Linked DNA regions of Homo sapiens: region 1 is linked to region 2. The links are chromatin loops, found by intact Hi-C in ENCODE. Cell type or tissue: heart right ventricle. All regions are shown on one strand. Links, peaks and the distances in the headings refer to the core of each region. The heading gives the core; the rest is flanking DNA. Region 1 overlaps LOC105374506 (a long non-coding RNA gene). Region 2 has its middle 280 kb from the start of LINC01913.

What was found. Peaks named below come from ENCODE experiments on the same cell type or tissue, not always from the same donor. Only the 100,000 strongest peaks of a DNase experiment are listed, where the experiment ranks them.
Region 1: a loop joins it to region 2, with 2.4 times the contacts of the local background. A loop is called at or near these places in 4 of 110 quality-filtered maps.

The regions. Positions count from the first base shown.
Region 1 is chr2:41,416,292-41,432,384 of GRCh38, forward strand. It overlaps LOC105374506 (a long non-coding RNA gene), which reads right to left. Exons shown (of 4, transcript XR_939997.3): 4 at 1-2,750. Among named protein-coding and RNA genes, the nearest start is that of LINC01913, 450 kb to the right of the region's middle. In heart right ventricle, for the core only: no CTCF peak of the experiment used is centred there; no DNase peak of the experiment used is centred there.
Region 2 is chr2:41,590,365-41,606,457 of GRCh38, forward strand. No RefSeq gene overlaps it. Among named protein-coding and RNA genes, the nearest start is that of LINC01913, 280 kb to the right of the region's middle. In heart right ventricle, for the core only: no CTCF peak of the experiment used is centred there; a DNase peak (open chromatin) is centred at 8,311; H3K27ac peaks cover 2,411 bases.

The DNA of each region.
Region 1 (16,093 bases), core at 7,246-9,745, 170 kb before region 2:
AACAATAAAAAGGGCTGGAAAGGTTTTCTTCTCCTTAGCAGAGATGCAAATGAGTAGTCTCTACAAAGACCTGCCTGGAAGGCTGCAGCAACCCTATGGTTATAAACCGCATTGCCTAGACGTGGAAGTCAGCTCTAGAACCCAGAACTGTTCAGATAACTGAAGAATTCTGGGTCTGTAGCAGTTCTGTGTTACTTGGTATTGTACTTCATAGAGAAATGAGAGAGTGCAAAACCCTGTGATATGCTTCTTTCTTTAGTCTTATGCAGTATTTGTTTGATTGCCATCACAAATAATCAGAGTACTACCTTTCTCAGAGAGAAGAGACAATCTCAAATTTGGTCATTCCTAAAAAACGAAAACCTGGTGCCTTAGAAAATAACAGAAGAGAGGAAATGGCTTTCTTAACAGGCATGGTCAATTTGGGACATACTGAGCATACTGTAACTTTAGGAAAAATAAAAAATAAGCAGAGTGAAAAATAGAACCTAAGCTCAGGAGAGAAACTGAGAGACCATCTATAGGGAAATAACTGTATGACACAGAAGGCTACAGTTAAAAGGAAACATGTAGTTGTTCCAGTTTAATTCCCTTATTTTTTAGAGAGTAAGCTGAACCACTGAGAGGTAGGTGTTACCTCTGTTACTTTGGTACTTTTCCAAAGTGTATTAGGGTTCTCCAGCAAAACAGAGCCAACAGAAGATGTGGGGTGTGTGTGTGTGTGTGTGTGTGTGTGTGTGTGTGTGTATCCTATTGTTATATATACATACCAACATATAGACCAATAGGATATATATATTAGAAACAGATTTATTATAAGGAATTCGTTTGCTTCATTATGACAAATCCCAAGATATGCAATCAGAAAGCTGGAGACCAAAGAGAGTCAATAATGTAACATAATAAGGAAATAAAAGAAAGGAGTACATCTCTATAAATAAATATGTGCATATATATGCATATATATACTGATATATTCCTAGCAAAATAAAGAGTAAATACTCATGGGAATTAAAATCCTCATTTCTGTAAATGATCATGTGGTTGTAACTGGTATTTATAACTCCCTTCTTCCATCACCCATTCTGTATTCCTTTTGTCTTCAGCAAGCACCTCAGTTGGTCATGCTTCTTTATATCGTGGAGTGATCCAAACTTTCATTTCTGAAGGATTTTGGTCATTCATAGTCATTACTGGATTGCATTGTTGTAGTTTCCCATTGACCTTAATCACAGGACATGGTAAAACTAAGAGACATCTTAAGGTGTCTTCTGTATTCCAGACCTACTCTTTCTTACCAGTGTTGTGGAGCAGTAGTCAAATTTCCCCTTGGTATTCAGATCAATCAACCTACCCAGCACAGTAACTCTTCTTTTCCTGTTGATTCAGAGGCATGAGGAGCCCAGATTGGCCAGATGGTAGTCTTAACTTCCAATTCGAACAGTAAACTATCTTACATGCCATTCTATCCTTTTTGGTTTTGTTTTCATTTTTAACTTTAAGAAATATCCTGGAGATGTTTTCTTACTGGTACACATAAAGCTGCTTAGCTTTTCATTTTGTGCTGTTGCAACAATTTATTTAACTGATCTCTTGCTACAAAAATTATTCTTATACATAAATTACTTTATGCATATGCTGGCATATCTATACTGTTTATTATATACATTAAGGTTCTAATGTAGAAGTGGACTTGAAGGATTCAAAAAGTGCATTTCTATTTATGAGAGACAACGTACAATTGCTCTCAGTACTGAGTTTACCGATTTACCTTCCCAGAAACAATGAGAAGTGTTTGTTTTCCCAGACCATTGCCAACATAGTTTGTAATCAAGCATTCTGGTCTTTGCTACCCCAATAATTTTTAAATGTGATCACATGATAATTTTGATTATATTTATCTTATTAAGAGAAAACTGGCATCATTTTAAATATTTGACATTATTTATATTTTCTTTGCTATAAATTATCTGAACATACCATTTGCCCATTTTTTCTTAAATATTTATAGTAGTTCTCTATTAAGGAAATTAACACTTTGGTGTACAAATTTTTTTATATAATCAAATTCTACTATCTCTTTAACTCAGTATTTTTAGACATCCAAGTGATATTGTGAGAATTAGATTTTGATTGCATTCTTTTCTTCAGAGAATGAACCAAAATGGATTATTGGGCACAGGAGGAATTGATAGGAGTCAGGAATGAATCAAGTGACCATGTTTCCAGTAAACCAAGGTAGCACAGAGAGTAAGCCCATCCCTCTCCTGTCATCAGAACGATTTGTCTAGGAAGAAAATTCTATATTACTCACTTTCTACTAAATGACTAAATGGAGAATTCCTAAGGTAAGAAATTAGAAGATTCAAGTCTCAGATAAACAGCTAAGAAGATAGGCTTTGTTGTCAGGGTGTTTGAGAAACCTGGAAAACATTGCCTTAACCAAGTAATTATGGTTAAGATCACCAGCAATGAATCTTGTTGCTATCATGTACCTCCTGATACAATAAGATGAGAATGGCACTAAACCTCTGTAGTGTTGTTCTGTGAAACGCATCACACCTGCCTAATGATGAGAAAAACATCAGACAAATCACAGTTGAGACAACTGAGAGAAAATCTGAAAAACATCTCACCACTTCTCTTCAAAGGCATCAAGGTCATGAAAAGCAGGAAAGACTGAGAAACCGTCACAAATCAGAGGCGTTTAAGAAGATATGTCAATTAAGTGTAGTATCCTGGCTTGTAGCCTGAAAAATAAAGAGGACATAAGTGAAAACACTGGTGAAATCAGAACAAAATCTGCAGTTCACTTTTTACAACTTGTATATCCTTCTAGATATTTTCAACTGATTCATAATAGTTTATAGCATGCTTTTTGTTAATATTATATGAACATATTTCTATGTCATTATCATCTCCATAATTTTAATACTTGAGTAGATTTGCATTTTCTGTATATGCATTATATATATAAGAATTAATTTAGACAATCATTACTATGAGAAATGTTGTATTTTTCAGTAATATAAATAATACTGTAATGAAGTATTATCACACGTTTTAGTCCAAGAATGAAATATGATAGCAAAATATTATTGCATATTGTAAACATTTCTTTGGGATACATTTCTTTAAGGAGGATTTTTGAGCCTAAGATTAGGCACATTTCTAAAGCTTTGGTCAAATTGCCATTCAGAACATTTTGAAGGTGTCCATTTTCCTTCCCCCACAAAAAATAGGTAGCATTTTGATTTATGTCTTTATGAAAGCAGTATTTCCAAAATATTTTTCTGTGATTATTGAGATAATAAATACTTTTTCGTGATGCCCATGACTTCTCTAAAACTTCGTTTTTATTGTCTATATTTAAGGTGTACCGTATGGTGTTTTGATATACATATACATGGTAAAACTACTACTACAGTCAAACAAATTAACATCTCTATCATCTCACATTGTGTGTGTGTGTATGTGTTGTGTGTCTGTGTGTGGTTACAGCACCAAAAATCTACTCTCTTAGCAACGTTCTAGCATACAATATTATTAATTATAGTCCTCGTGATGTAAATTACATGTGTAGACTTTTTCTTATTCAGCATTTATTCTGTCTTCTGAATATTTTCCATCCACCTACTTTCAAAGTTATTGTAACTTTAGTGTCAATATATATAAAAGGTACCTCAAGGAAATCCCTGCTGTCTCTAAAAATAACAGGAGGCACCTTCTTAAGTTTCCTTAAATAGTGATGTAAGATATTCCACAGAAAACCGACAAAATGCATCTAACTTAGCAAAGAATACAGATCTGCAATCCAACCTCATTTATCATTGAGCACTTGGAAGCACAGGGCAATTATTTTTAAAGCTATATCAAAACTCTTCGTGAGAAAAGCAACCATTGTTTTAGAGGTGGAATTGTAAACGTTCTGTGCAAAAGATATATTTAGGCAGAGAGGTGACTTCTGGCCGGCATATTTCCTTTATCAAATAGCTTCTCATGGTGAAGTAGGTATGAGTTGCTTATTAAGCAAATATAGCAATACTTCAAGCCATGAATTTTAGCTAAAACCTTTTTGTTGAAGTCTAGCAGACTGGCTCTGAACTTAATACCGTGTATCTTGCCAAGTCCAAGAATACTGCAGAGCAAACCAAGCTCCCTTTAGTTTCTGCCTTGGAGTCACTTCTGCTTTTATTAGTTGTAAAAGGTCAAGTGTTACATGGTTAGACATGTAGATAACCTGGCCCAAATTATGTACAAATACTTTATTTGAGGCTTTAATTCCGTACTTTTTAAATGCTGATCAACTGTAAACCATATCTCATTTTTTCGTACTGTTCTGCTTTAAACTTTCTGTTAGTAATAATTTTTATCGAGCAATATTTGACAAAGATTGTATAAATTTAAGGGGTACAGTTTGATGAGTTGTCAGAGACATACCCTGCAAAATAATCATTTCATACTAATTAACATATCTGTAACCTCAGACAGTACTTTCCTTCTTTTTCTGTGTGTGTGTGGCGTAGACACTTAAGATCTACTCTATTAGTAAATTTCAAGTATACGATAAAGTCTTGTTAATTATAGTCACATGGTTGTACATTACATCTCCAGAACTTATTCATCATGCATAACTGAAACTCTGAGCCCCTTGACCAACATCTCCCTATTTTCCCTTCCCCATTCCCTGGCAAGCACCATTCTATTCTCTGCTTCCATGACTTTGACATTTTTAGATTCCACATATAAATGATAACAGCAGTATTTGTCTTTCTGCATCTGGCTTATTTCACTTAGCATATTGTCCTGGAAGCATAATATCTTCCAGGTTTAATTATACAGTCACAAATGGAAGGTTTCAGATTTGGTTTGGCTGTGCCCCACACAAATCTCATCTTGAATTGTAGTTTCCGAAATCCCCAAGTGTCAAGGGAGGGACCAAGTGAAAGGTAATTTAATCATGGGGATGGTTACCCTCATGCTGTTTTCATGGTAGTGAGTTTTCACAGAATCTGATAGTCTTGTAATGGATGCTCCCCCTTTTGCTGGGTACTTCTCCTTCCTGCTGCCATGTGAAGAAGATGTTTGCTTCCCCTTCCACCTGACTGTAAGTTTCCGGAGGCCTCCCCAGTCATGCTGAACTGTGAGTCAATTAAACCTCTTTATTTTATAATTTACCCAGTCTCAGGTATGTCTTTATTAGCAGCTTGAGAACGGACTAGTACAATTTTCTTCCTTTTTAATGACTGCATTGTGTGTGTGTGTGTGTGTGTGTGTGTATATATATATATATATAAAATATATCATATATATGATATTCTGTTGTATATATTATATATGATATTCCATTGTATATACATCATATATATTATTCCATTATATATATATTATATATATATATATAACATTTCCTTTATCTATTCATCATCAATAAATGTTTAGGTTGTTTCTATATCTTGGCTATTAGAAATCATTTTGTATGAACATGGAAGTGCAGATATCTCTTCAACATACTGATTTCATTTCCTTTGGATATATGATCATAAGTGGAATTCCTAGATCACAGGATAGTTATATTCATAATCATTTGAGGAAGCTTCATACTATTTTCCAAAATGGCAATACCAAGTTACATTCCCACCAAGATTGCACAAGAGTTTCCTCTTCTCCACATCCTCAACAACATTTGTATCTTCAGTCTTTCTAATAATAGCTATTTTAATAGGTATTAGGTGATAGCCCATTGTGGTTTTGATTTACATTTCTCTGATGATTAGGGATTATGAGCACCTTTTCATATACTTGTTGACTATTTGTATATCAACTTTTGAGAAACGTTTAATCAGGTCCTTTGCCAATTTTTTAAACAGGTTTTTTGCTATTGACTTGTATGAGCTTCTTATGTATTTTGCGGATTAACCCCCTATCAGGTATGGTCTGCAAATATTTCGTTGCCTTTTCACTGTGTGGATTGTCCCTGTTGAAATGCATAAGCTTTTCAGCTTGATGTAATCCCATTTCTCTATTTTTGCTTCCGTTTTCTGTGCTTTTGGTGTTATATCCAAAAATCCACTGCCCAGACAAATGTCAAGAAGCTCTTCCCATGTGTTTTCTTCTAGTATTTTTATAGTTTCAGGTATTACTTTTAAGTTTTTAAATCCATTTTTAGTTGATTTTTATATATGGTATAATCCAAGGGTCAAATTTCATTCTTCTGCATGTGGACATCCAGTTTTCCCAACACCATTAAAAAGATTATCCTTCTCCCATTTTGTGTTCATGGCACCTTTACAGATCAGTTGACTATAGATGAGTGGGTTTATTTCTGGGTTCTCTATTCTGTTCCATTGGTCTGTGTCTCTTTTTTTTATGCCAGTACCACACTGCTTTGATTGCTATCATTTTGTAGTATATTTTGAAGACAGATAATTTGATTCTTGCACTTCATTGTTCTTTCTGAAGATTGCTTTGGCTACTGGGATTCTTCTGTGGTTCTACATGAATTTCCAGATTTTTTTTTCTACTGCCATAGCAAATGCCACTGGGGTTTTCATAAGGATTGCAATCAATATGTAGATCACTTTGGCCATTCTTGCAGGAGTAAGGTGGTATCACATTGTGGTTTTGATTTGCATTTCTCTGATCATTGGTGATGTTGAGCATTTTTTTCTTGTTTGTTGGCCATTTGTATATCTTCCTTTGAGAATTTTCTCTTCATGTCTTTAGCCCACTTTTTGATGGGATTTTTTTCTTGCTAATTAGAGTTCTTTGTAGATTCTGGATATCAGTCCTTTGTCAGATGTATAGATTGTGAAGATTTTTCTCCCACTCTGTGGGTTGTTTACTCTGCAGACTGTTCCTTTTGCTGTGCAGAAGCTCTTTAGTTTAATTAAGTCCCACCTATTTATCTTTGCTTTTGTTGCATTTGCCTTGGAGTTCTTGGTCATGAAATCTTTGTGTAAGCCAATTTCTAGAAGGGTTTTTCTGATATTATCTTCTAGAATTTTTATAGTTTCAGGTTTTAGATTTAAGTCCTTTATCCATCATGAGTTGATTTTTGTATAAGATAAGAGATGAGGATCCAGTTTCATTCTCCTACATGTGGCTTGCCAGTTATCCCAGCACCATTTGTTGAATATGGTGTCCTTTCCCCACTTTATGTTTTTGTTTGCTTTGTCTAAGATCAGTTGGAATTACATATTTGGGTTTATATCTGGGTTCTCTATTCTGTTCCATTGGTCTAGGTACCTGTTTTTATACCAGTACCATGCTGTTTTGGCCATAATCAAAAAATAATAAATGTTGGTGTAGATGTGGTGAAAAGGGAACATTTCTAGACTGCTAGTGGGAATGTAAACTAGTACAACAACTATGGAAAACAGTGTGGAGATTCCTTAAAGATTAAAAGCAGATCTACTATTTGATCCAGCAATCCCATTACCGGGTATCTACTCAGAGGAAAAGAAGTAACTATATGAAAAAGATACTTTCACACACATGATTACAGCGGCACAATTTGCAAATTCAAAAGTATGGAACAAGCCCAAATGCCCATCAATCAATGAGTGGATAAAAAAAATGTGGTACATATATATGGTGGAATACTACTCAGCCATAAAAAGGAATGAATGAATGGCATTTGCAGCAACCTGGATGGAATTGGAGACTATTATTCTAAGTGAACTAACTCAGGAATGGAAAACCAAACACTGTATGTTCTCACTTATAAGTGGGAGCTAAGCTAGGAGAATGAAAAGGCATAAGAATGATACAATGCATTTTGGGAACTTGTGGAAAGGGTGGGAGGGGGCTGAAGGATAAAAAGCTACAAACTGGGTTTAGTGTATACTGCTCAGATGATGGGTGCACCAAAATCTCACAAATCACTAATAAAGAACTTACTCATGTAACCAAATACCACTTGTTCCCTCAAAACCTATGGGAATTTAAAAATAAAAGCTTATTTCCTGGACACAATCAGGACCATAATACCCAACTTGCTGAATCATGATAAGGATTAACAATTTTATTAACAATAAAAATATGCAAAGAAAGGTATAAAATCCTAAATCCATATGAGGGATAGGCTGTGGTTACGTGCTCTGAGAGACAAACAAGGCCCACAAGCGCTGCTTTTTTTTGTTTGTTTTTTTTAAGACATAATCTCATTCTGTTGCCCAGGCTGGAGCTGGAATCAGTGGCCTGATGTCGGCTCACTGCAACCTCCGTCTCCCATGTTCAAGCGATCCTCCTCCCTTAGCCTCCTGAATAGCTGGGACTACAGGCACGTACCACCATGCTCAGCTATTTTTTTGTCTTTTCAGTAGAGACAGGGTTTCGCTATGTTGGCCAGGCTGGTCTCAAACTCCTGAATTCAAGTGATCCACCCACCTTGGCCTCCCAAAGTGCTAGAATTATAGGCCTGAGCCACCGCGTCCAGACTGGCTTCCTTATTTTCATCCTGGGCCCACAGTGGATTTTTTTTCTAGTCCAGCCTTTCACCAAGGATGTAGGCCTTCGGTGATCTCAGGAATGTAGGGCAGTCTCATTCCAGAATCCTACCCTGTAAGGGCCAGGTTTTTGTCCACAAGTGACTGTCAAAACCAAAGCTCCTTGCTAAAGGGTCTAGCAACCTCTCTCCATTCCTCAAGGGAAGCCCAAACCATACACTTTAGAGGATGGCTGTAATAGCTATTCATCATTTCTAAATGTTTTGCAGTGAAAAGATCAGTTTTTCTAGTCCACTGTATGGCTAGAAACAGAAACCATAGAGACACACATTGCTTTTGTCAATAAGTTGGATTCTCCTCTCTCCACTTTTTTGGTACAACTTTATTGATGTAAATTTGAATGCACATATTTGAAGTTTGAATTTGAATTTGATCAGTTTTGACACATATACACACCTATGTAATTATCACAATCAATACAGCAAACATTTCCATGATTCTTAATAGTTTCCTTGAGACCCTTTGTAATCTATGTCTTTTTTTACTCCACCCTCTAGGTAAACACTGGTCTGCTTTCTGTCACTATAGATTATTTTTGTCTTTTCTAGAATTCTATATAAATTGGAATAAACAGTGTGTACTCTTTTTTGCCTGAATTCTCATTCAGCATAATATTTAGATCCATTCATGTTGTTTCCCGTATCAGTGGTTCATTCCTTTTAATTGCCGAGTTATGTTCTTTTCCATGGATATACAACAATTTATTTATCCTTTACTTGTTGTTGGATGTCTGGGTTATTTCCAGTTTGGGACTATTACAAATAAAGGTGTGATAAACATTCATGCCAAAAAAAAAAAACACGTAGACCACTTTTGGGTAGTATGAACATTTTAATGCTATTAATTCTTCAACTATATAAACATACAATGTTTCCATTTACCTGTGTCTTCTTTAATTTCATCAATATTTTATAATTTTCATCATCAACTATTATAATATTTTGATAAATTTCATCATCAAAATTTTATAATTTTTGTAAGTGTACAAGTGTTTCACTTCTTTGGTTAAGTTTATTCCTGAAAATTTTATTCTTTTTGTTGCTATTGTGAATGGCATTGTTTTCTTAACTTCCTTTTTGGATAGTTTGTTTTGTATGAATGGAAGCATGATTGATTTTTATAAGTTGGCTTCTAAAAAAGATAAATAAAATCAACAAACCCTTACTTAGACTAACTAAGAAAAGATAGAGAAGACTCAAAAATCAGAAATAAAACAGGAGGCTTTAAAATAAATGCTTCAGAAATAAAAAGGATCACAAAGGAAAATTCTGAACAATTATATGGCCACAAGCTGAATAATCTACAAGGAATGAATAAGTTATTAGAAACATATACACTACAAATACCAAATCAAGAAGAAATAGAAAGCCTGAACAGACTAATAAGAAATATGAAGACTGGATCAGTAATCAAAAATGTCCCAGCAAAGAAAAGCCCAGGACCTGACAGCTGTATGAGTGAATTCTAACAATTATTCAAAGAAGAGTTTATACCAATCCTTCTTAACTTCTTCCAAAAACTGAAGAGAGAACACTTCCAAACTCATTTTATGAGGCCAGCATCATCCTGACACCAAAACCAGGCAGACACTTCAAAAAAGAAAGCTACAGGCCAATTTCCCTAATATATACACATGCAAACATTTTTACTAAAATACTAGCAAACTGAGTTCAACAGGACTTTAAAAGGATCAAACACCATGACCAAGTGGGATTTATCCCAGGGATGGAAGCAGGTCTCGACATACACAAATCAATCAATACGATACACCATGTTAACAAAACGAAAGAAAAAACTACCTGATCATCTTAACAGATGCAGAAAATGTTATTAGGAATAATCTTCATCCACAACTATCCTGTAAAAAGCAATCTTATACTGACATAATGCCATTTAAAAATTTGGCTTATTATTTTCCTGGATTTGAATGACAGTGAAACGCTTTATAAAAACACAATAAAAATGATATTGAAATAGGCTTGTTCTGCTCGTCCCACAGAAAGTCAATCACTAAGACAGTGAGTTTTACAGTAGAGAAAATATTTGTTCACAGGGCAACCCAATAAGGAGACAGGAGAAAAGTTATCAAATCTGTCTTTCCGAAGATAAGTCTTAGGGAATTTATGGGGTAAAGAACTGGAGTGGTCTAAGGCATGGGGAAAGGTGACTGGCAGTGAGGAAGAATGAAGTAGTCGGTGATCTGAGCAAGCATAGTCATGGTTCACGGGTCCACATAGGGCTCATGTACAGAAAACAGCAGCATTAGCACAACCTGAGGAGGAGTTTTTGATTCTCTGACATCAAAAAAATCACCTCTTGGGCATTTTCCCAAGCCCAGTTGAAGGGTCACTGGTCTGAAATGGTTCAAGCTGGACAAGAGCTGCCCCAACGTTCCTGAAAAACAACTTGAGCCATTGTAACTGACTTGATGTATACACCAGAGGTGACATCTGTAAGGAAGCTAGAGAAGGCTAAGTCAACAAGAAACAAGCAACTAAAAGCATTAGCCCTCAGTTTCAAAAACAGACCATTTTATACATGTAATAATAAAGGCTGATTTAATCATAGTTTGTATTTATTTTGAGATGATGTATGACCATCTTATTGCATATAGGTAGAATGTTAATGAACTTAATTCCTAAGAAAATGCTGCAGCTGCTGCTTAGAATAGAATCTAGGAGGACTGTTGGGTTCAGTATCCAGTGACACTTATATTAAAGCCAGCATGTGTTGCTACCAGAGCCAGTAAGAAGTGGTACCTAGGGGAGAGAATGAGGTCTTCCATAATTTCTATCAGTTCTTTCAATGCCAAGCAATTCTAAATCTGTATAAAATCTAAGTTATTGATACACCTGAAGGGTAGCTCTCTAAACACTCTTAACCAGATTGTCACTCTGAAGCTCCTCCTGTTTAAAAATTGTAAGGTTTCCCCTACTCTCAACCAGAGGCAATCCAGTGGGTATCCCTAAAGGACTCTCCAAGAAGCCAAGCAATCTGACAGCTGCTCTATATACAGTATCTTTAAACACAGAGTAAATTCACATATTCTCACCACTCACTAGATCAGGATTCTAATAAACAGAACCACAGTTCTCCAGGAAGTCCCTAAAATTAATGAAGATCCATCAGTTTATCAAGCTCCAAGGAATCAAGCCTAGTGACAACTAGAATTATTAAAAGGCATCAACTGATAAACATGTCCTTAACTGAACTAGAGATTTCTCAGAAGATCTTCAAAATTTTCTCGGCTTCCTTAGTATACAAAGTAAGGTCAGAAGACTTCATCTGGTGTCATGACTCCAACACTAGCTGAGTCATCTGAAGACAATGACCATCTTTTCTACACTTCAATTTCTCATCTGGAAAAAAAAAATTAAGAGCTGGGCTTGATCATTTCTAAGTTCTTTTTTGCTCTAAAATTCTATGAATCTACAAATATATAAATCACTTTCATTTTATATCAGTTTTTCCTTCTGAAGAGAAAAACAGAAGGAACCAAGCCTTCCTAACTTCAGGGGATTGAGCTGTTATTAGTTTAGAATGTAGCTGTTCTTTGCTAGGACAATTGCAGTCTAAACAGTGGTTTCTTCATCAAAGAGAACAGAGCTTACGCACAGGAGGACTAATAAATGAAGGAGGTTAGCTCTCCATGAAGAATGGGAAAGTTTGCTTCTGAAGGTTACCCACTTTCTAGTGAACCTGTGAGTTAAAATGCAATTTTTTGCTGCTTCATGTAGAATGTCAGGGTGATCACTGAGTAGAATGTTCAGAATGTGACAAAGCAGGAAGTCTGGGTCAAAATTTCGGGCTACCGTAGGTCAAGACTTTTGGGCAATGGTAGATTGAAGTAATTCAATAGGCATTCTCTTTTGTTATTGCAAAGATATATTTATAAAATGACTTTTTTGATGAAGTCATGTAAGGTTATTTTACCACTGATATTTCACAACTGAGTCTTAAAAGATTCATTGTCTCCACAGTGGATTTTCTTCATTCAACTCTCAAAGTTTCTTTTTTAATTAAAGTTATTTTATCAAATAATAAAAATGTACATATCTTTGCAATGCAGTTGTTCATTGGAAGCGTTAAACCTTGAGAACAATGACAAGTAAATAAGCCAATTTGGTGAGCCTCTCAATCACTAAGTTAAACAGAGAACATTAATGCTTACATATGGTTGTGGCTGCTCCTTCGGTATTTAGTTCAACTATATGAAATTGCTGATATTCATTTATCTTTGAACTATAAATTTTTATCTTTTATCATGATACTTCTTTCCCATCATGAAAAAATATTATAAAAGTCAACTTTGAAAATTCTGAACAGCAAATATACCCAGCTATGCTGGCATATGATTGAGTAGACAAATTTGCAGAATCATTATACATTTCATTATAATTTTTAATCACCTTTATTTGACCATCAGAATCACACTGAGGAGCTCAAATGGCAAGCAGCTTAAGACAAGAAGGTCCCACAGAAGCAAGCAGTGGCTGCTGATGTGTTCAGCATTGTAATACCCTTTATAAAATGTTGTCTTTCCTGTAGTTTTACATACCATAGGTGCAGCTGAAACTGTTCATTTCCAAATATCTTTTTAACTGATGACCTTCTTGCTGAAAATGCAGGTCTTATTGGACAATTCTTTGCAAACTATTTACATCATCAAGCAGGTTGAAAATTAATATGCTTTGCATTGGTAAGTAAAATAGCAATCAATAAACATGACCACATTCTTACTAAAAGCTTTAAAACTGGTTTAACCCAAATCTTTCAACCAGTTAGCTTTTCAAGTATGAAAAACACATTTTACTATGGTGATTTATTATTTTAATCTATAGGAGTTCCTTCTGTCTCTTAGCTGCCTATTTTCTAACAAAACTGATTTTCCCAGATGTATCATTTAGTACTTCACTAAATTATTTTCTATTATGAGAGCTTTACTTCTTCATTAATTCTGATAATAACCTTAAACAACAAATATTTTCTATTTGCTTTTTTTACTATGCTTTATTTTGTTTTATAGTTTTATTGTCTTTAGCCAGTCACTTTGGTTTTTTGTTGCTCTTTCTATAAAATATACTTCAAAGTGTGCATACTTAGAATTTAAATATCACTAAGAGAATCATAATAACACCCAGACTTTATGAATAGTTTTCTATATACCAGAACTATGTTAATGGCATAAATATGCTATTGCACTTAAGTGCTTAATTTGTGCTTAATATTTTATCATACAAATAATAACAAAGTTTAAACTCAGTTGACTAGAAAATCAAATAAAATGCACATTATCATAAAATTCTAACTAGAAATATACCCTATACTGATTAAAGTCATTTAAGTTATTGATAGATGGATAGATAGATAGATAGAGAGTTTTCATTGGAATTGCACTAAATCTGTATATTGGTTTGGAAGAAACAACACTTTTATAATATGAAGCCACTTCAAGAAAGCCCACTGAGTGTATTTTTAAAATCATATAAAATTTTGTAACTTTTTTCATAAATATTTCTTTTAAAGTTTTATCTGTATATTGTTATATTTATTGCTATTTGTAAATTGAATGCTTCTACCATAATTTTTATTATAATTAATAAAATTTTATAGTTTTTTTTACCCCCTGAGTACTGTATTAAGGGCCTTAGAGTAATTATCTATTTTGCTTTTAAAAACTAAGTATTGGCCAGGTGCGGTGGCCCACACTTGTAATCCCAGCACTTTGGGAGGCCAAGGCAGGCGGATTACCTGAGGTCAGGATTTCCAGACCAGCCTGGACAACATGGTGAAACACTGTCTCTACAAACAAAATACAAAAACTAGCCGGGCATGATGGCACACGCCTGTTATCCCAGCTACTCGGGACACTGAGGCACAAGAATGGCTTGAGCCTGGGAGACAGAGGTTGTAGTGAGCCAAAATCATGCCACTGCACTCCAGCCTGGCTGACAGAGTGAGACTCTGTCTGAAAACAAACAAAAAAAAAAACCCAAGTGTTGTATATGTTATTAACCTCACTTTACAAGTAAGAAAAAAGTCTTGAAGAATTTGAATAGCTTTTGAAGATCATACAACTATTATGACACTCCGTTTCTAGTCATATTTTATTTTAGCTTAGCAATTTCACAAAAGACATATCCAAACAATACCCAGAACTGGATACATAGCCAATAATTGGATGAAACTTATCTTTGGGTAAAAATTATTTGGGGAGGTATCATTTTCTTTCAGATTGGTCAGTGTCCTTTAGCCACATGGACAAACCATTTAGACAAGGCAGGTATCTGATAACATACACACAGAAAAAAGTTTATGGCCTAAAGAAGCTGGACATCTTAAAACCTTATTTATATAATCAAAACTAGGATTTTTATTTTGAAATCATGGCATTATTTTCAAACAAAAACTCTGTAGTTCTTCAAACTTGGCGTAGTGGGGGAAGTGTTCATTGTTATCAGCTCGATTCCTGTTTTGATTCTTAATTTCTGCACATTCTGGAGATCAACAATGTTCTAAATTTTTGCTGTTTAGTAAGTACGTATGTTTTGGCAGAGTAGTATGAATCCATTATCCTGCAAATCACAGGAGATCTAATGATTTTAGTCTCCCAGAGCTTTATCTTTTCAAAGCCTTAAGTTAGAGAAAGCAGCTCTGTAAGTCATCCCCCTGTTTTATGGACTATATGAAATTAAAGTAGCTTCCCACTTTGGTTAAGTTTCTTCCAAATAACCCAGAAGCTGACCATGGCTGAAAAATAAATAAAATATAAAGGAAGAAGAAGGAAATTCACATTTGCAATCACTGTTACTATCACATTTTTTAAAAAGCCTCATTGCAGATTTTACAACCTTTTTTAGATAAATAATGCAGCAGGATAGGATAGAAAGCCACAACAGTCTTTCTATCCTAGCTTAAATAAACTCTTGAAATATTTTTATCCTTCTTTATTTGTTGGTTTCGTTTTGTATTGGTACCATACTATCCATTATAGTTAAATAATAGATTTTAAGTACCAGGAGTTTTCTGTATATAAATTGCTCAAGATGACCACATTAGTTCCATGTAATTTCCATTTCTGCCTTGTTGGTCTCTCTCAATAATGCATCACACACATAAAAGGGGCTGAGGAACAATCATTAGGTAAATAATCAGCCCACATCACTGGCAGGTTGCCCATGCCTTGAGCTGCAATATATATTCTGCAGGCCTGAAACCTGGAAGCCTATTCTTTCTTTCTATTACATATAATACAAAGGAGTTCATTTTCATCACTCAGAAGAATAATGCTTTTACTTGGAAGCTTTGTTCTGATTTATAGCATAAGCTACCCTTCTTCAGGATAAAATGACGGTTTTAAACGGCACGTCTGAAAATTCTTCTCTATGCAGGTCACTGAAGGTGGAAAAATATCATTCTGTTCACACCTAGACCATGAAAAAAACCAAAATTGTTTGGGATATAGTTTCTCTTAAACCTCTTTCTCACATATAAAAAGCATAAGGAGAAATTGCACTTCATGTAATTCCTATTGCTTATGCACTTAATAGGCCATGCACTTATATTAGTGTGGGGCAAAATAT
Region 2 (16,093 bases), core at 6,833-9,332:
AAAGACCCACTAGAGCCTCGGGCAAGACATATGGAGCTGCCTAAAGATTGGACAGAGATGTTGCTCCAGAAAGAGAACCCATGCAGATTCCCACAGGCATACAAGCCTGCAGTAGCCTTAGCCAGGCACCATTTGAGAGCCTAGACACTAGGGATCTACAGACACAGGTGCTGCTGTGTTACTCCAAGGAGGGAGAGGGGAGAGGAAGAGGGGAAACTGGGCATTCCCACATACCCCTGGGATGGTGCCAACTACCCTGCTGTGGGAACTAGAAAAACAAGAACAAACCAAACCCAATGTTAGCAGAAGAAAAGAAATAACAAAGATCACAGCAGAACTGAATGAAATTTAGACTGAAAAACAATACAAAGAATCAATGAAACAAAAAGTTGATTCTTCAAAAATATAAATATTGACAAACCACTAGCTAGACTAACCAAGAAGAGAGAAGAAAGAAACACAATCAGAAATAAAAAAGGAGATATTAAAACTGATGCCACAGAAATACAAAAGATCATCAGAGACAATTATGAACAACTGCACACTCACAAACTAGAAAACCTAGAGGAAATGGATAAATTCTTGGAAACATACAACCATCATTTTTAATTGCTTTCAGCAGGAGTTTTATTTAGGGTAACTGGTCCTCAATGCTTGCCAGCAACAGAAAAGCAAGTCATAAAAATCATTAAATATTTGTAAAACAGGATCTAAAGAAGTAAACTGGGAAAAGTAGATATTTTATAATAATAATTGTCTTTTTTACATAAAAAGATGATCCACAATTAGTAGAGCTTGTTTAGTTAGAAATATTTGTACATCTCTATCCTAATTGTATGCCATGTTTCCCAGGTGGCCACTGGCACATAATCCTGAGTTAGAAACAGAAAATTATTATCCAGGCCTTGAAAGAGAGCCCAGGTAATTGGCCCCATCTGAACACTGAAGCCATAGCCTTGGCTTTCTCAGCAGCATGTGTTGACCAACTAAGCCAATCAGCCAAATTGAGCACCACTGGCAGGTTATTTCCACTGAAGAAAAAGGGCTAATTTTTATCCCTAACTTCAACCAAAACAAAGTTACATGCACCAAAGATGCATACGCACAATGCTCACTGATAAATGTAGGTGAAAGGACTGAATTAGAAAAATTTATTTTCCTCATCAGCATAATAAATTACTCAGACAAGGCTCACTATTGAATGCCAAAACCACTGGGTGAAAGGTTTGGAAGTAACAAGATATTTACATGATATTCATATCATCCTACAGAGTACATATAAAATGCAAAGAGAAAATTCCACTTTAAAATTCAGTGATTTTTACATTTAAAACCTTAATCAGGTATGCAAACTTAGCATCACCAATAGTGGGACAACCTGATATCAGCTGTCTCAGTGTGATACACTAAGGAATATCAATATCATCTATGTGGTATCTTGCCAAAAATGTTGCTTGATTCTAATCATGAGAAAACAATTTAAAATTTTCAAATTGTAGGACATTCTACACAACAATGGGTCTGTGCTCTTCAAAAAAAAGAGTCATCATTGAAAACAAACAAGAAAAAACCACCAGAGTATTCTGTGTTAGAGAGACTGGAATGACATAACCAAATATAATTCAAGAACTTTGATCTTAGATTTTTAAAAATAGCAATAAAAGACACACATAGACATAGTACATTAAATCATGTTATTGAATTAACATTATATTTTAGGTGTAAGAATGACATTGTAGTTATGTAGGATAATATCTTTATTGTTAGAATTTGTAAGCAGAAATAGTTAAAGGTAAAGTGCCATGATGTTTGCAACTCAGAATAAAGATTGGGGAGGGCAGGATGGGAGAGAGGGAGGAAAAAAGAGAGGGAGGGAGGGAAGGAGGAAGGGAGAAGGAAAACGTGGTGAAAAAACAATTGAATGAAGGATATATTAATGTCCATTTTCTTTAGTCTTAAAATTTTTCAAAATAAAACATTTAAGGTTGGGGGTATAATGTAGATGACCTATTCTCATCTCTTGCCTCACTGAAACAAGAAATCGAATCCTGAAATTTAGTCTAAGAGATTTAGACTGGCCACCTTTCATAATAAAGGCTGATAAATATGAACAAATATCTCAATAAATTGTTGCATCTCCTTGTGGAGATACCTTAAAATTTAGTATGTGATTGTCCAGAATGACTCAACATCACAATCATTCAAGGTGAATTGCTGAAAGCTAACATCTGAATGTTTTCCTCTGCTGAGGAATTCCTGATCATTAATTCACTTCAAGGATACTTGTTATCTTATTATTGAGGATTCAAAAGAATAATGCAACAAAATAATATATTATTGATGATCTGTGAAACTGTATTCAAGCTTCAAAATATGGTTCAGCACACTGGTACAGTAGACTTCCAGGAGACACATTGTTAGTATTTAACACACTCAGAGTAATTTAAATAGAAGCCAACTGTAGTAACAATTAGTTAGGGAAATAAAATTTTCCCAAAGCCTAAAATCAATTTCTAGCCACTCTATATTGTTGAGCCATTTTACACTAAATACATTGTTAACTGAGAATGTGTGTTTTAGTATATACATTGTTCCCTCTTGGAAGAACTTGAGAATTTTAAGGTTGATAATGAGGTTAATTTTTATCCTGAATATAGGAAATATGTTAGAAGCTATCAAAGAAATACATATTTTAAAGGCAGGTGGTTGGTTACAACGGAAATTATGAAACAGAATGCATATTTAAATGAATGTCAATTTCTAATTTTGTAAATTATTTCTCATTTGTATTAAATACAAACATAAAATAAGTCATTTCTATAACTACCTCAAATAGCTGTTGTGATTAAAACAGCTAATGTTTTAAACAAACTATCTACCAAAGAGTACCATTAGGGTACACAGCTTGAAAATATGAAAATTTAAAAAGTAATCTTGCTGAAATATGGAATAATTTCACATAGTAAAGAAAATGCAATTGTTGTACTAAGTGATAATTTATCTGTGACACCTCTTAAATGGCCTATAGAAATGTATACTGATGGCTCAAAAAGAGCATTTTAAACGCCTAAGTCACCTAAAGAATTTTGATTTTGTTTTTAAAGATTTCCAGGGTTGAAAATTTGTCTTGTTAATTAACACTTTTATTATCAAGAGTTTTTTTCTGTTTACACAAGTTGTCTCTTGTTACATTTACTATCATTTTTATTGTTGCTGTTGTTTAAAATGAATAGGTCAAAGTATGTACTTATATAGCACGGTTAAACAAATCAAGTTATTGCCACTTGCTCTAAAAGGACTTGGGGTTCTGTTTTCTTGCTTCTCTATATCTCTCTTGCAATTGAATGACTGACTAGGAGAGTTGGAAGGGACTTTTAGACCATAGAGTTCAGTAGTTTTCAATATGGGCTCTAAGAAGTCTGCAAAGTTTTCTCAGACACACTCTCTCTCTCTCCCAATCAGCAACCCAGGAAGCTTCCCAAAAAAACTGACATTTCTAGTAAAAATTTGAGATACATATTTGCAGCTCATGCACTTAGCTATCCTTTTTTATTCAATTCTTAAATCTCTTCTATTTTTTTCTTTTTCTCTGTAGACTATCAATGCCAATGTTTCTTTTAAAAAAAAGCCATCAAATTTATAGACTATAAAATCTGACATACGGATATTCTGAAAATTCACAGTTTTCAAGTAAACTGCTGACCAGAAGGTCATTACATTGAAATTTATTTGTAATTTATGTCCCAGATGTTGTATTTTGGCTATTAAAAATGCCGTGAGTAAAAATAGCATGAATAAAGAGTGTTAAAAGAAGGAAATTACAGTTACGTTGCTTACAAAAAAAAGATTTCACAAGAGTAATAATTTATTTTGAAACCAAAAATCTAATCATTTTTATTTTAATTAATTTTGAGTAAATAACATAGTCCCAAAATTCAAAAATTAAAAAAAACACAAACACCTCCCTCCCAGCCTGGTCTCTGTCCATATAATACCCCATCCTTTCCACAACTTCAAACAGATAACTGCCATTATTGTGGCTGTGTATTTTTCCAAAGAATTTTTATACATTAAAAAAGCAAATAGAAACATGTACGTATCCCTGTCCATTTTGCACAAAAGGAAGTATTCTATACATGCTGTTCAGAAATTTGTTCTATTAACTTAATATACCTTGGAAACTTTATTGACCATCTTGTATGCCTAGCACCCTTACAGGCAGATATAAGAAAACCACACAAGTGTTATACTTCTAATTTTCATCACGATAGTCTCCTAGAAATTCACATAAACTAAATCATTGTTCGATGGACCATATCTCTTCAATTGAACAATACTGCAACTGGGAATTATACTCTTGACCAAAGACCAACATCAAATAAGTTATAGTTATGACCAAAATATACTAAGTAAAAGACAGGGAAAAGAACCTTTAAATTAGCATTAGTCAAAATAATTACTTCCCAAATGTCATACATTATATACATAAATGAAAATTTTCAAATGATTCTATAAGCTACAATGTGTATAAACAGCTATATGCTTTTACCATAAACTTTACCTATCTAAAACTATGATCACACAAAACACATTTGATGATATTTTTCTTGTCTTTTTAGAATTTGTAAGTTTTTCCCCACTTTGGCATGATTTTGAAGCCCAAAATCTCCTTTTTACAAAGTCACCTGCTTTTTTCTCTTGGCAAATGTACCTATAATATGCAGAATAATTCAAAATCATTTCATTATATCATTCTTTTCAACAATAATCATTGAGACATATGAATATTTGAAGTCGTTTCAATTAGGATAAGGGCTTACAGAAAACTTTGAAACGGATTTATTTGTTCTTATTTTTGTCATCACAGTCTAATAGTATCATTGAATGCTTTCAAGGAAGAGAGGAGCCACATTAAAGTCAAACAGGCAGAGGACGTGAAAGGGAAACAGCCAGGTTCATGATCACCTACTATGGCCAAGTGCAGAAGAAGGACAGCAAATAGGAAGGGAGCTGTGTGGTCTCCACTGGTGAAAGATGTCTTTCTCTCCATTTTTTCAAACTACATGAATCACTGTGTAGCAACTTAACCTAGGTGAAAACTGCCAAAGAAATGAATAAATATGAATGAGTCATAAAGAAAAGTCTCTGGCAAAATGGAATCAATGAAGTTGTACTCAACAGTAATTGCCTGTTTTAAATATGACTCTTGGCCACAAATTACTTGCAGTTCTGATTTATTTTTGTCATTATTGTGGAAAATAACCCCATATTGAGAGACCTGGTGACATTAATTTTCAGTCAAGAATAATCATTTATTTAATAATTTTGTGTGGCCTGAGGTGATTTTTAAGAGTACACAGATTCACCACAACTGGGGTCATGATAAAAATTTTCTTGTTTCATATGCTCTCATCTCCCACTCTGCTCCTCTTTCCCATAGATCTCAGATCTTGCTCCCCAAAAGGTTCAGCACCTTCACATTGCTTCTGGTCCTCTGTGGCTCCTTACCCAGGACCACCACCTTCCTGAAAATTAAGAGCCTCTGAAATGGCCAGCCCATTCCTCAACGTCCAATCATAACCCCTGTACTCCTGAGGAAGCTCATGAATTGAGGGCAATGAGTATTGATGGAAGACTTCCGAGCAGCAAAAGGTGCAGAATGTGGAGCAAGTGAATGAGCCCGAGAGAAGAATGACAATAGGATAACATTTGTATTATTTCTACAATTATAGGCTACCATTAATTATAGAACATACCAATGATTTGTTTGCAAGGTTGAGCTCCTAACACAAAATTTAAAGGGATATTGATGGCCATGATGGTGGCAATAAACTTGAATTTCTGGCACTTTATCTTTATTGGGATAGCAGCACAAATGCAGTCTCTTCACTGTGCCAGTTCTGTGGATTAGGGTTGGGGGGGTGTTGTGGCTAGATGGTTAGCCTAGAGCCTGATCCTCATCCCTGTCAGTGATCCTCTCTGAGACTGTTCTATACGTGTGAGGTTTTGGTAAACTAACCAAGATGAATTCATAGTTGTTCGTATTAGGTTGGTGCAAAAGTAATTGCAGTTTTTGCCATTAAAAGTAACTGCAAAAATAGCATTACTTTCGTACCAACCTAATAACTAAGACCTCTGACTGATAAACTCTACCTCACAGGGCTGTTGTAAGGCTCAAATAAGATGCTGTACATCATCAACTAATGTAGGTGGTATTATTATAAACTTTTAAGCTTGCATTCATAAGAAAGGATAATATTTTATGATATTAAGCACAGCTTACTCAATAATTCATTCCACTTTTACTAAATGGCCTCTTTGAACATCACTTCTTATAATTCATAGCCATTTGGGAATACTGAACAGTAGCTACACATATATTACATTACTGATTTTACCATGAATCCTAACCTAAAAAATACTTAAAACTCTTCAAGAAAGAAAATTTCTAATCAAAGTAATTTTGTGATGGATTTATTAACACTCAGCAATTCTTGCTTTGTTATCCATCTCTGAGTTCCTGAGATAAAAGACCATGAGGATCCTAACAGCAGGCACCATGTACCATTCATTATTGTACTTTTTACAATGAAATATAGAATGATGTCCAGCAACTCTAACTTCTTGGTAGCAATTTCAATATTCTAGTTTAATGTAGAACTGGCTTTTATGGAGTCAGAATAAAAAAGTCAAATTCAATGCAAACTCAGCTTATTTTTTTCATTTACATGAAACATTTTTAATTCTATTAGTTTTGTGTTTAAAAAAAATTGAAAACTATTAAATGACCCCTAGTCATTTAAATCACAGATAATTGAATGCTTTTCTTTTTTAGTGTTTGATAACGCCACAATTTTTATACTTTTAGATGCACCTACTGGTACAACAAAGAGTAACTTTTGCTGGAAATTTGAAATTGACAGTCATAGATAGTCATCTAAATGATTATTTCTAGACTCCAGTTTTGTTTCAATGTAATTGTACTGCATTAAGGCATAGCCAGTACAAATGAACAAAAGAGCTATCCTGCAGAATATGGCCCAATCTTCTTTATTATGATATTAAAAGGGATTTGGATTTAGATACTCACATGTCTGCATTTAGAGCCTCAGAATAAGTCTTTTAAAGTCACCATGCCCTCTTTATCACTACATGCCCCAAATTACCCTTTTCTACTCCTATCAAAATTTATTAGAGATTTTTAAAAATTAACTTCTATTTTATATTCTAGGTCTCTTGTGTGGGTAAAAAATGCACTAGCCATTTATTTGCAGAACAATAGCAGCGATATTTGATGAATGGAAGAGACCTAAAATCTACTTTAATATTTCTCAGCCTTATTTATCTAATGGAAAGTAGCTGAGTTCCATTGTCCTGAGGACTGCTCCACCTCTGAGATCTTACGATTCAATGTTCATATACAAAAGGTCCCTGTCCTGCACGTGTCAGGACATCAACTAAGCCTGCAGCACTATGGAAATCCTCCTCTTGGCATATCAGTCATTGGCATGCTTTGTTGTTGTTGTTGTCAGTTTTAAAAATGGTTCTGCAAGAACAGACCTGTTAACTGGGACAAGTAGAAGTGACAGCTGAGAGAGGCTTTATTATTTTTCTTCTCTGCCAAGGAAGAATCATAGCCAATGCCCATTGGAATGGTGTGAATATGGGGTTCTTTCTCATTTGCAATTCATGTTTTAAGTAGAGAACATAAAATTTCTGCACACATGAGTACTGAGTTTATGGTTGTCCACAGTTATCAAATATACCACAAGCTATGTGAAACTTTCAATAGACTATAGTTCAACTTCCTTCCTTTATTCAGCTCCTTAGACTCCCAGTTTCTAGGCCTTTGGTAGAGGCTGAACTGTTGTAATTATGTGTTACGCAGTTGTCCTGGCTTCCTAAGACATCAATAGTTTTCTATGCCTTCAAGTTAGAACACAGTTATTGGGTCTGAAAGCAGTTTTGCCTACAAGTGTTAAAATCTGTCCATTGGTTATCTCTTGTGTAGAGATTTTCTTAAGAAGTATTCATTTTGGATACTTTGACATTTAATAAAGAAAAGAATGTCCTGGGAAGTCTGCCATATCCTGAGTGTGATTGTAGTTACCTCAAATAACCTCTCTGAACAATGAGTACAGTGATTCCTGCCCTATCACTATGTACTGATTATTTGTCATAATTGTGCTAAATGTATTTTGTTTACTCTTTCTATATTTGGAGAAATCCCCAAGTAAACGGCATAGCTTTACTATTATATAAGTCAGGACTCCAGCTGCCAGCCACCTTCCTTGCACCTAGGATGCATCTGGCCTTCACCAGTCAAATGCCCATGGGGGCCTTTGCTTCGGTCATAAGCAATAGGAAGAAAGAGCTTGGTGCTTGGTTCTCTTTTTTTGGTAGGAGCGACAGTGGAAGCATCCAGTTGTTGGAGAAAAAAAAAAAAACGCTGCTCATTAAAAGTACATACAAATTACAAAATGTACACTGATTTCAGAAGTTCAAAATATGAGAAAATTTTGCATCTTAGAATAAAGGAAACACAGTAGTTTGCATTGTAGTGTGAATGCTTAATGATTGCAACTCTACCCTGGGACCGATTCTGATTTTAAAAGGGAGTCTGCCAGCTCCAATCAATCTGCATTTTTAGTAGAACAGATAAAGGAAAGATTATTGAGGAGGAAGTTCTCACCAGAACCTTTTGTCCGTCTCTCAACTGTATTAAAGTTATGTATTCCTTATTTGTCCAAAACCTTTGAGTTTATAATGAAAACACACTGGGTTAGTACTGTCACATTTGGAGGCCTGATCTGTATTAACTTACGTGATTTTATTCATTTTAGAAAAACCTGCTTTTAAGCTTTTATCTTTTCAGAGGGAAAAATCCTAATCTTTAATCTGTCCTTATACATAAAGTATTCCTGCCTTTGATGAATTTAGTCAGAAATATTCTGCATCCTGCTGGCTGCCTTATGGAAGTAAATACCAGAATCCTCATGTTATTTGAGATGTTAAAGATAGCAAGTGTTTACATATACCAGCAGCACACTAGGAAGTGTAATTTTACTTGGAAAAAAATTGCAAAAGGTAAAAGTTTGAAATAAAGTTAAGCTTTCTTCTTCCGCCTCATGATCAGATCTAATAATCCTTAAAGTAAAGCATTTAACTGAAATCTATGTAGGACAGCTCATTAGTTTTGGATCAGTTTCCATGACTAAATGAGGGCATCAAGCGAGAGAATCATAATACATTCCCACTCAATGGCTTGGTGGTTTCATGGTTCAGATCATCAAGAAGCATCTAGGTAGAATTTCATTCAAATGCTCTTCCATAAAATTCACACAGAAGGACCCTTGGAACAAGAATTACTATGTAAGCGATGATTTTTTACAGACGAGTCGGCTTTCCTCCTTCTCTTCCAACTTCATCAGCCTTGTAACTACCTCACAACCCTTAAATCAGCAAGCAGCAATGCTAGAAAATAAACCTGATTTCTCGGTAAGGATCACAAGGGCATCTTGTCTTCCTGATGTTCTGTCTAGGTAGGTGCAAATAACAATGGTCCACACAATAAAGACCTTGTTCTTTGGTTGCTACACGTACTGCACATGTATAATTTCCCCTTAATTAGTCTTCCACGTCTGTCATCCTAGATTTTTATTTCACTACAGGCACCCTACTCAGAAAAACAACAGTGGCAATGATTTATTGAAAATATTATGAAGAAATTTAAAAGTGAAGTGAAACAGCAGATGAGAAGGGCAAATGCTATTTCTCTATTCTACCAATAGGTAACCTGATTTAACTTATATTTTGGGGTTTTATTAAACATAAATTGTACTAGATGCCTGAGCAAAAACCCATAAAATAGCTTTAAATTCTGTAAGTGAAATTTATCTGAAATCTATGCAGGATTTCCCTGAGCCCTGAAATTTGAGGTAGCACAAACTAATACCTTGGTATTATGACCTTCTATATACGCATTGGCAACGCAGTAAATTCCAGATGCCTTGAAGTTAAGAAACTCTTTATTATCATTTATTTATTTTGGTAAAATAATAATAATCCCACCGTTCACAGAGTTCAGGATGGGGATTTGGGCTGGAGAAAGAACATAGAGTTTGTCCATTATCACTAACTTGTTACAACTGAATAACATTAAGACCTAAACCAAAGAAGCAAAGAATTGCCAAGCACCATTGATTTTCTTTTGTTTCTACAGGGTTTCTAATGCTCTTACATTTCATTTTTGTACTTTATGATCACTAAAAATGTTGGGCTAAGCCCTACTGGCAAACCACAATCTAGGCATTGTGCCACTCAAAGATTTAATGGAAAGACCATATCTTACTCACAGTAGAAAAAAAAAATCACCTTTTCCCACTATTTATTGTATGGAAATACTGTTACTAGTTTGCAAAAATTTTATAACAAGTCAATAACAAATTGCATTAGATGATATTCAGAACACTGATAGTGGAAGAATATATGCCAAGAAGTTAACAGTAATTATATATGAGTGGGTAAAATATATTTTTTATTTCCTTTATATTAGTAGGAATTTATAACTTTTCAACAAAGAAGTATATATTGCTTTTGTAAATATAATAAACAATGAAAGAAAGCCATGTTTAATTTTAAAAACATACAACCAGAACTTAGTCCACAACAGAGTTGCAGAGGTTCCTATTTTTTTATTCAATCCTACAGTCTTGCAGAATAATCACAATTTAGGAGAAGCTCTTCATAAATACAGAAAAATCAGCTAGAAGTTAATACACTGCCATGGAAAATGGCATGCATTTTGAGGTCAGACGGAATTATTTTGAAAGTGTATTTCTGCGTCTCTTTTTTTGCCTGTTTGAATATGATTTATTAAGCAGCTCATTTTTACTCACTACATTTTGAAAGTTTTATTTTAAATTGACAAATAATAATTCTATATATTTATGGGGTACAATGTGATGTTTCCATACATGTATACTGTGGAATTATCAAAACAGGCTAATTAGCATATCCATCACCTCAAATATTTATCATTTCTTTGTGGTGAGAACATTTAAAATCCTCCTTTTCAGCTGTTTTGAAATATACATCTTATTACTACCTGCAGTTACTGTGGTGTGCAATACAACCTCCTCCTGTCTAACTGAACTCAAGGAATATTCTTACCCCACCTACCCCACTCCTAGCCTCAGGTAACCACCATTCTACTGCTATGAGTTTGACTTTTCTAGATTCCACAAAGAAGTGAAAACATATGATACTTGTCTTTATGTGCCTGGCTTATTTCACTTCACATAATGCCCTCTAGTTTCATCCATGTTATTGCAAATGACAGAACTTCCCATTTTGTAAGGCTGAATAGTATTCCATTGAATGTATATGCCACATTTTTTAATCCATTCATCCATCGATGGGCATTTAAGCTGTGTCCATATCTTGACTATTGGGAATATCTGCCTCTTATTCTACATTTTTAGTCAAGTCTCCTAAGCACTCTCAACTTTGTTCTGCTCTGCTGTAACATGGGACTAACGACACCTACCTACAAAGTCCAAGGTTGCTATGAGGATTAAATTAGGAAAATAGCACAGTGACTGCAACATAATATTGATTTAATAAACATAATAATCTAATAGTAATAACAATGATAAACACAATGACATTATCTAAAATTTACCATTCACACTGCATGTCAGGGCCTATTCTAAGTGCATCTATGATTTACCTCATTCAATTGTAACAACCACCCTCTACTAAGTAGATCATGCTGTTTTCCCTCTTTGTAGTTGAGGTAACTGGGGTACAGAGATGCCCAAGTGCACAAAATCCCCAAATTCATAGTCACTATGCTGCACAGTGTCTCATAGAATTTTCATCTTGGGGTATTGGATAATACTGATTGTGTTTATTGATTTTGTTCATAAGAACCATTTTGGATAGTGTGTATAGTATTTTAGATGCTCAGTAGTACAGAAATCTGGCTCTGAATTTTATGTTAATTGAAATGTACTTCAAAGTCTATCAATGAGAAATAATAAAAAGGGAAGTTAATTGGAAAGTATGAAGCTGTGATTGATTCCCTAGGGCATATGTTGGCTTTTCTTCCTGGCACATTTGGGAGTGGGGTTTGCCCTAATTAGAAAAACAAGCATCTCGGAGCTATTCCATGGCTCCTCCACATGGCCTGGCAGAAGACCAGCATTGTTTTAGTCTTGGTCCTTTAAAAATGTTTTCCTTCTCTTCAGCATTCAAAAATGCTTTGATAGCTTTAAAAGTAGTTCTTCTTTTAAGAGACATCGTGGGAAAGATGGGTGAAAAGCTGCCAGAAAAATCTGTTCTTAAGGATAAATGACAATGGTCTGTTTTCTTTTATATTTATATATACATATATATATATACATAAATTTTATTATTATTATACTTTAAGTTATAGGGTACCTGTGCAAAACGTGCAGGTTTCTTATGTATGTATACATGTGCCATGTTGGTGTGCTGTACCCATTAACTCGTCATTTACATTAGGTAGATCTCCTAATGCTATCCCTCCCCACTCCTCCAACCCCCCAGCCCACAACAGGCCCTGGTGTGTGATGTTCCCCTTCCTGTGTCCAAGTGTTCTCATTGTTCAATTCCCACCTACGAATGAGAACATGCGGTGTTTGGTTTTCTGTCCTTGCAATAGTTTGCTGAGAATGATGGTTACCAGCTGCATCCATGTCCCTACAAAGGACGTGAACTCATCTTTTTTTATGGCTGCATAGTATTCCATGGTGTATATGTGCCACATTTTCTTAATCCAGTCTAGCATTGTTGGATATTTGGGCTGGTTCCAAGTCTTTGCTATTGTGAGTAGTGCCACAATAAACATACCTGTGCATGCGTCTTTATAGCAGCATGATTTATATTCCTTTGGGTATATACCCAGTAATGGGATGGCTGGGTCAAATGGTATTTCTTGTTCTAGATCCCTGAGGAATCACTACACTGTCTTCCACAATGGTTGAACTAGTTTACAGTCCCACCAATAGTGTAAAAGTGTTCCGATTTCTCCACATCCTCTCCAGCACCTGTTGTTTCCTGACTTTTTAGTGATGGCCATTCTAACTGGTGTGAGATGATATCTCATTGTGGTTTTGATTTGCATTTCTCTGATGGCCAGTGAGGATGAGCATTTTTTCAGGTGTCTGTTGGCTGCATAAATGTCTTCTTTTGAGAAGTTTCTGTTCATATCCTTTGCCCACTTTTTGATTGGGTTGTTTTTTTCTTGTAAATTTGTTTGAGTTCTTTGTAGATTCTGGATATTAGCCCTTTGTCAGATAAGTAGGTTGCAAAAATTTTCTCCCATTCTGTAGGTTGCCTGTTCACTCTGATGGTAGTTTCTTTTGCTGTGCAGAAGCTCTTTAGTTTAATTAGATCCCATTTATCAATTTTGGCTTTTGTTGCCATTGCTTTTGGTGTTTTAGACATGAAGTCCTTGCCCATGCCTATGTCTTGAATGGTAATGCCTAGGTTTTCTTCTAGGGTTTTTAAGGTTTTAGGTCTAACGTTTAAGTCTTTAATCCATCTTGAATTAATTTTTGTATACGGTGTAAGGAAGGGATCCAGTTTCAGCTTTCTACATATGGCTAGCCAGTTTTCCCAGCACCATTTATGAAATAGGGAATCCTTTCCCCATTTCTTGTTTTTGTCAGGTTTGTCAAAGTTCAGATAGTTGTAGATGTGTGGTATTATTTCTGAGGGCTCTGTTCTGTTCCATTGGTCTATATCTCTGTTTTGGTACCAGTACCATGCTGTAGCCTTGTAGTATAGTTTGAAGTCAGGTAGTGTGATGCCTCCAGCTTTGTTCTTTTGGCTTAGGATTGAATTCACGATGCGGGCTCTTTTTTGGTTCCATATGAACTTTAAAGTAGTTTATTCCAATTCTGTGAAGACAGTCATTGGTAGCTTAATGGAGATGGCACTGAATCTATAAATTACCTTGGGCAGTATGGCCATGTTCATGGTATTGATTCTTCCTATCCATGAGCATGGAATGTTCTTCCATTTGTTTGTATCCTCTTTTGTTTCGTTGAGCAGTGGTTTGTAGTTCTCCTTGAAGAGGTCCTTCACATCCCTTGTAAGTTGGATTCCTAGGTATTTTATTCTCTTTGAAGCAACTGTGAATGGGAATTCACTCATGATTTTGCTCTCTGTTTGTCTGTTATTGGTGTATAGGAATGCTTGTGATTTTTGCACATTGATTTTGTATCCTGAGACTTTGCTGAAGTTGCCTATCAGCTTAAGGAGATTTTGGGCTGAGATGATGGGGTTTTCTAGATATACAATTCATGTCATCTGCAAACAGGGACAATTTGACTTCCTCTTTTCCTAACTGAATACACTTTATTTCTTTCTCCTGCCTGATTGCCCTGGCCAGAACTTCCAACACTAAGTTGAATAGGAGTGGTGAGAGACGGCATCCCTGTCTTGTGCCAGTTTTCAAAGGGAATGCTTCCAGTTTTTGACAATGTTCTGTTTTCTTTAGGAATAAATAAGCTCTCACATAACATTCTAAATCATGGTATCTGAGCTTTATTAGGTAAATTCTGATGAGATATTAAAGAAAATAACCTTACCATATTAATGAACACTTAAATGAGTTGCATTTTAATGTGAATACAGTTAGCCAGTTTATTTTTCGTAGTCATGGGAGGACTACAGTCATCCTTTGTATCAAGTGGTAGCATTTATCTACTGCTTTTCTGTATAATGGAGAGCCTAACTTCAAGTTTTCTAGAAGTATACATAATTTATTTATAAGAGCCTCAAGACAGTTTGTATCCATCAGAGAGCACTATAATGATGATCATGTATGACAAAAGTTTCTTTTATAAAGTACAAAGTGTTAATGCTTTGTTTTAATTTACTCTTCTCTCCCAGAATCTAGATGGTGATTGAATTCATAAGCTTATTCTATCCTCTGGGCAAGTTTCATGCTGATTTATAAGGTGTGGAACTTTTAGTCAGTTCTGTTCTTAGGATATTATTAATCAAAATCTAGAAGGGGACTGCTCAGACTGAGGCTGGAACTCCTGGATTCAAGTTGTAGCTCAGCCAGTCTCAAGGTCATTAGCTTTGGATGAGTTTACATTTCTGGGCCTCAGTTTTCTCAACTGCAAAATAAGAAGCTTAAACAGATTTTTTTCCATGGATCATTTCCAGTTCTAGAGTTCTGTGATTATTAAGAGATATTTAGTTTTACATATTTTAAGTTCATAAAATAAGAGAATTGAAAAATCCTGACTCATCAAACACATGTAAACATTTAATTTTAACTTCCGAACACAATAACTAAGCATTATTAGCAATGATTATTTTGTTTTTTTCATGTATATTGCTCGTCCCAGAAAATGTTGATTGCTTATATAATTGCCTTAGGGCAACATATTATTCAGTGAGATATTTATCAAAAATTGTGTATATGGTATATAAATTGTAAAAGGAAACCACTTCCTAGCCTCTACTTTCACCCGTCTTTTATTTTTAATTACTCTTGTAGTCATTTACTCAATAAACATTTAATAAGTGTTTCTTGGGCATTCATGTGTCCAGTGATACAGCAGACATTTTACCATTTGCATTGCACATTTAATTCTCCCAGAAATCCTGAGAGGTAGAAAACAATATTAAAGAAGTTAGGTCTGGTTCAAAGATAAAGATCTGATAAGTAGTGGGGCTAGAATTTGAATTCATATTTGGCTCTGTGCCAAATATTTTTGTTTGTCCTCTTTTTGTTTGTCATCATTGCTTTCCACTCTGCCCCTTGTCTCAGGAGGTTGACCTGTATGGATTACATCAATGGGCCAAAAGCAGATCCCAGAAAGTGATGGCAGGGAAGGAACAAAGTGAGTAAAAATAAGATCCCTGTGTCCCTGCCTCACTCCCCTCAGGTTCACCTGGGGCAGGCTGTGTCCCTTAAGCATAGCTCAGTGCTGCACTCAAGTTGGCCCTCCGTAAGCAATTCTTTCCTTCCAGGTATGGTCATACCTCTTACGCTAGTAGACCTACTAGTGATAACAGCTCTGAGGCCCTGTGCTTCTCTTATGGT